2 separate regions of the Homo sapiens genome follow, and region 2 is linked to region 1. A link is a loop called in an ENCODE intact Hi-C map of the cell type or tissue named here. Cell type or tissue: GM12878. All regions are shown on one strand. Links, peaks and the distances in the headings refer to the core of each region. The heading gives the core; the rest is flanking DNA. Region 1 overlaps GSAP (gamma-secretase activating protein). Region 2 has its middle 47 kb from the start of GSAP.

Region 1 (2,921 bases), core at 103-2,602:
TAGCAAATCCCTGCTATTGGCCAAAAGTATTTGTATAAAAACAGTAAAACCAAAGGAGCAGGTACACAGGGTATTTATTATTCTTCCTATTACCAGGCAGAACTAAACCTCTATCATGGTATTTTTATTTTCTAAGTGACTAGAGTGGATTAAAATATGTACTGAGTTTTTATAAGTGAGGAATGGGTGGATTGCTGCTATCATACTTGGTAGATAAGGACCTTCACGACCCCTTTTTCCAGCCCCATTAAAAAGTCTGTAATAACTCTAGAGCTTCAGGATCAGTAAAAGTCAGCAATCTTAGGCACATTCACCCCAAATGACTTTTTCTCCCTGTCGGTTCTGACTCCCTCCTTTTAAATTAGGATGTGCTGAGCTAAAACACTGCTCATTTTCTCTTGAATATGGTACAGTAGACAGAGCTTTGCTGGCCCAGCAAGTGAAAACCGTACATAGGCTGTGCCTGAAAAAGTTCTGCCTCATGTTTCTTATTTAGATATTAGAACTACATGCTTGCTTTTGAGGCAGAAGTTTATATCAAAAAGGTACTTAGAAAAATAAATTGAATTTAAATAACACAGTCATAGGAAAATATGTACTAGAGTAAATGGTGACACTTTATGTTTAGACCCTGTCTAAATATAGTCCTTAAAAAAGATGTATCAAGTGTGTTTGATTAATTTCTAAATTTTTGGTATGCACAGTGGCAGTGCTTTCCTAAAGGCCTTTTCTTTGTCTTTTACTGTCGTGGTTATTAGACTTTTATGCCCCACCTTAGAATTTAAGGGAAAGAAAGGCCTGAACTTGTTCCCTCTCTAGGCACCCACGTTTTTCTTTTGGAACACATGTGAATAGACATGCAGACCCTGTGGTCACATGGCAGGAAGTCTGCAGGTTACACCACCCCAGAGTCAGGAAATGCACATCTCCGCTCCCTCCCTTACCAACCCCCTGCTGTTATGTCCTGTGTTCAAAGTGTCCAGGAGGCAGCTGGGACCACTGGTTCCCAGGGTTGTGTTAAAAGACTGAGCCACATGTTAATTGGATGTGGTGTGAGAATATCACCCTGAGGGTAACGCTTCCCTTTTGCACTTCTCAAGATTGTGCAGGGTGGAGCAGCTATTGTGGACACGCACAGGGTGACATCAGGAAGTCCAAGAAGAGCGATATAAAGAAACCTGTGGTTATAACCTCCCTGTACTGAACTAATCTTGGGGTTTGCCATGTTGCTTTAAACTTCTTGTGGTTGGACTAGGTTACCTTAAAGGTCTCTTCTAATCTTGAAAATCTATCAGTCTATGCTTATCATTAGCTGTGATGCAAATCATTTATTTTTCTCTTATCTGCAAATGTTCTTAATGCTACAACCTTAATAAAAAGTTTCCACAGGCGAAAACATGGATTTCACATTTTTGTAGGAGACAACTGACTTGGATTTTTTAAGATAATAGAAAATGTGATGCCCTTACACATAGATAATCCTGAATTATGTTTTGCAAACAACTATACCTCTTTTAAAATGCTATTTATAACCAAAACTGTAATGAAATTTTAATTTTTTTTGAGGTATCCTCTGTAGTGATAAATGAAGCACACAATAGATTCTTATCACGGCTTTCAACTGTCACATTGAAGAACTTAGTTGTTTGCATGTTCTGAAAACTTATTTCTCTGTCCCCATGATACCCTTTTTTACAGGAATATTCTATATCAGTAAAATCTCGGTCATTTAAATTATAGACAAATATCAATTTTTATTTCTACATTACATCTCCTAAAATATTTTCTTATATACTTATCTACTTTTTTTTAAGGAAATGAAAGCTGATTTGACCAGATGAGAGGCTAATTACATAATTAACATACAGATACACTTTTCAAAATAATAGTGAATAAAAGGCAATCTTGAAAGTTTATCCTTTTATTAAATTTCTGTTTTAACACTCACTAGTTAGCAGAATGCTATCATTTGCCCTTCTTGAAATGAATTGTTCACCTTTCAGATTTGCCATGATGATAGCACTGCAGAAACTCTTTTTTTTCTTTGGAGACGGAGTCTTGCTCTGTCGTCCAGTCTGGAGTGCAATGGTGCAGTCTCAGCTCACTGCAACCTCCATCTCCCAGGTTCAAGTGATTGTCCTGCCTCAGCCTCCTGAGTAGCTGGAAATACAGGCGCCTGCCACCATGGCTGGCTAATTTTTTTTTTTTTTTTTTTTTAGTAGAGCGGGGTTTCACCATGTTGGCCAGGTCGGTCTCAAACTCTTGATCTAAAGTGATCTGCCAGCCTTGGCCTCCCAAAGTTCTGGGATTACAGGCGCGAGCCACTGCACCTGGCTGCTGCAGAAACTTTTTTTTTTTTTTTAATTATTATACTTTAAGTTTTAGGGTACATGTGCACAATGTGCAGGTTAGTTACATATGTATACATGTGCCATGCTGGTGTGCTGCACCCATTAACTCGTCATTTAGCATTAGGTATATCTCCTAATGCTATCCCTCCCCCCTCCCCCCACCCCACAACAGTCCCCAGAGTGTGATGTTCCCCTTCCTGTGTCCGTGTGTTCTCATTGTTCAGTTCCCATCTATGAGTGAGAACATGCAGTGTTTGGTTTTTTGTCCTTGCGATAGTTTACTGAGAATGATGATTTCCAATTTCATCCATGTCCCTACAAAGGACATGAACTCATCATTTTTTATGGCTGCATAGTATTCCATGGTGTTGTATATGTGCCACATTTTCTTAATCCAGTCTATCATTGTTGGACATTTGGGTTGGTTCCAAGTCTTTGCTATTGTGAATAATGCCGCAATAAACATACGTGTGCATGTGTCTTTATAGCAGCATGATTTATAGTCCTTTGGGTATGGGGGGCTCCTACCTCTGAAATTACAGAGGACAATGAGGTACAGAAAAATTACCC
Region 2 (2,921 bases), core at 95-2,594, 110 kb before region 1:
CTTTCCCATTTGATTCAAACTTAGGCAAATTGACATTTGTGAGTACATTTTACTTCCAATCACACCTATCATAGTACATAACTCAAGTCCTAAATTTGAATTAATATTGCGTTAAAATTCCTTGCCTTCTTCTGATACGCTTAAGAAAGATGATGATACTACTCAACTACATTTTTGGACACTTAGGATAACTCTTACTATTTAAAAACAAAACTGAGAACTGAAATTCTACTAACCAGAAGAATTGACTGTAAAAGTGACTCGCCCAATTTGGTGGTCACCCTAGTTTTTAAAAATGAGGTTTGAATGGAAAATTGTAAAAGCAAAAGACTATTAATAATGGCAGGAGGTGGGTGTATGAACAGGTGTAGTAGATTATGGTGCAGATATGTGAAATTGCTGTAATTTTAAAGAACCACATCCCCATTTTTTTGTTACCTTCTTAACAAATGGTGGTTTTATGATTCAGAAAAAGATATGCTAAATATTGAGACGAGACTATCAGAATATTTTGCTTTCAAGAGGGTGGGAAGAGTTCAACTTAAAATGTTAGGACTCAAAAATAAAAATGAGTATTATTTGTTTGAATCTGAATTTTACTGCAGTGAAGGAGATTAAACATTTTCACAAGCATTTATAATGACCATGACCAGAAAGACCTGGCCATTGTGATTTCTTACCTGAGTTTCTGCACCAGCTTGCTAACTGGTTTCCCTGTTTCCAATATTGATTCTCTATTCTGCCAACAAATTGACCTTCTAAAACACAAATCTGATCATGACCTTCTTCTGTTAAAACACCTTTAGTGAATTCCCACTGCCTTCAGAACAAAATTCAAATCTTTAGCATGACATAAAGGGTTCTTCATCATCTGACATCTGCCCTTCTGTTTAGCCTTATCTGCCAGCATGCTTCCTCGCTTCAATATAACTTTTTTTTTTTTTGAGACGGAGTCTTACTCTGTTGCCCAGGCTGGAGGGCAATGGCGTGATCTCGGCTCACTGCAACCTCCTGGGTTCAAGCGAGTCTTGTGCCTTAGCCTCCCAAGTAGCTGAGACTACAGGCATTCACCACCATGCCTGGCTAATTTTTGTATTTTTTAGTAGAGACAAGGTTTCACTATGTTGCCCAGGCTGGTCTCAAACTTCTGACCTTAGGTGATCCGCCTGCCTTGGCCTCCCAAAGTGCTGGGATTACAGGCGTGAGTCATTGTGCCAGCCCAATATAAGTTCTTGGTCATGCTGAACCAATTTTACTTCCCCATACTCACCTCGCTTTGTCATCACACTTTCATAACTCTGCAGATACTGCCCCTCTTTCTTGGACTGACTTTCCTCACTTCATGTGGGAAACTCTTATTCATCCTTTACTCAGCGACCATCTCCTTTCTTGATTTGTACCCACTCCTCCGGTTTGGTGTTAGCCCATTATGCCTGTTGCGTATTCTGATGCATACACCATTGCATACTTCGTCTTACTCTAAATCTTAACTTCTTCACTGCTCTGTAATGCAATTGTCTGTCTTTCTCTAGACTGAGACCTTCTAGAGGAAAGATCTGCGTCTTCTTTATCTTTTTCCCTCAGCACTTATTATAATGCCTGGCACGCAGTAGGCATTCTGTAAATGTATGCTAAAATAATCAATGCATAAATAGTCCAGAAAAGTTCAACATGGACTAACTTTAAAATGAGATTAATTATGACAATTGTTAGTTCAAATTTTTTTAATTAAAAAATTCTTTACTATTAAATCAAGCCAATTTAAGCTTTCTGGGATGATATACAGAGACACACTACACAGCACAATGGTATAGCAGAAAAGAAATTATTTACAAGGATTGTTTAGAGTAAAATCAAATCTCTATTTTAACAAATATATGAGATAAACTATATCTTTATGATTATTTTTTGCTGTAAATGTATTCATACCAGGACAATTGTCACATTTAAAATTCTCTAAATAATTTTGGCACAGGTGAAATCTTCTAACGTTGTTAAGTCCCTAAGCTCTTTTTCTTTCTTTTCTTTTTTTTTGGAGACAGAGTTTTTGCTCTTGTTGCCCAGGCTGGAGTGCAATGGTGCAATCCCGGCTCACCACAACCTCCACCTCCTGGGTTCAAGCGATTCTCCTGCCTCAGCCTCCTGAGTAGCTGGGATTACAGGCATGCGCCTCCACGCCCGGCTAATTTTGTATTTTTAGTTGAGACGGGGTTTCTCCATGTTGGTCAGGCTGGTCTTGAACTCCCAAACTCAGGTGATCTGCCCACCTCAGCCTCCCAAAGTGGTAGGATTACAGGCGTGAGCCACTGCACCTGGCGTTTTCTTTTCTTTTTTTAGACAGGGTCTCTGTCACCCAGGCTGGAGTGCCATGGCATGATTACTGCTCACTGGGGGCTCAACCTGCTGGTCTGAAGCAATCCTCCCATCTCAGCCTCCTGAGTAGCTGGGACTACAGGCACACATCACCATGACCAGTTAATTTTTTACAAATTTTTTTGTAGACACAGGGTTTCCCTGTGTTGCCCAGGCTGGCAACTAGAACTCCTGGGCTCAAGCAATCCTCCTGCCTGAGCCTTCCAAAGTTCTGGGATTACCAGGGTGAGACACTGCATCCAGCCCCTGAGCTCTTTCGACAGGCTGATTGTTTTGTGTCAGCCTCTTCTCCAGCCGCCTCAGCCCATTCTCTTCAGAATGACTTGCTACCGGCCCTGGCTTCACAGCTACTTTTATTATACTTCCCCCTCACTTTAACTCTAGATGAAAGTTTAATGCTCCAACCTTTCTAGCCAACTGTGCTCTGCAGAAACCAGGCAGCTTTTCTGACACAAAGACTTAGAGTCCTTGCTCCAAAGAGGGCCCTGTACAATTTTCCTGGTGCTTATTGACAAATAAGAGGAACCAGATAGTGTCAATTTTGCGCA

The links. Peaks named below come from ENCODE experiments on the same cell type or tissue, not always from the same donor. Only the 100,000 strongest peaks of a DNase experiment are listed, where the experiment ranks them.
Region 2: a loop joins it to region 1, with 7 times the contacts of the local background. A loop is called at or near these places in 1 of 110 quality-filtered maps.

What each region holds. Positions count from the first base shown.
Region 1 is chr7:77,349,869-77,352,789 of GRCh38, reverse strand. The region is part of intron 18 of GSAP (gamma-secretase activating protein); the gene reads left to right. Among named protein-coding and RNA genes, the nearest start is that of GSAP, 65 kb to the left of the region's middle. In GM12878, for the core only: no CTCF peak of the experiment used is centred there; a DNase peak (open chromatin) is centred at 1,039; H3K4me3 peaks cover 245 bases; H3K27ac peaks cover 1,599 bases.
Region 2 is chr7:77,462,177-77,465,097 of GRCh38, reverse strand. It overlaps the pseudogene GCNT1P5. Among named protein-coding and RNA genes, the nearest start is that of GSAP, 47 kb to the right of the region's middle. RefSeq lists a silencer at 1,210-1,289. In GM12878, for the core only: no CTCF peak of the experiment used is centred there; DNase peaks (open chromatin) are centred at 397 and 1,287; H3K4me3 peaks cover 487 bases; H3K27ac peaks cover 425 bases.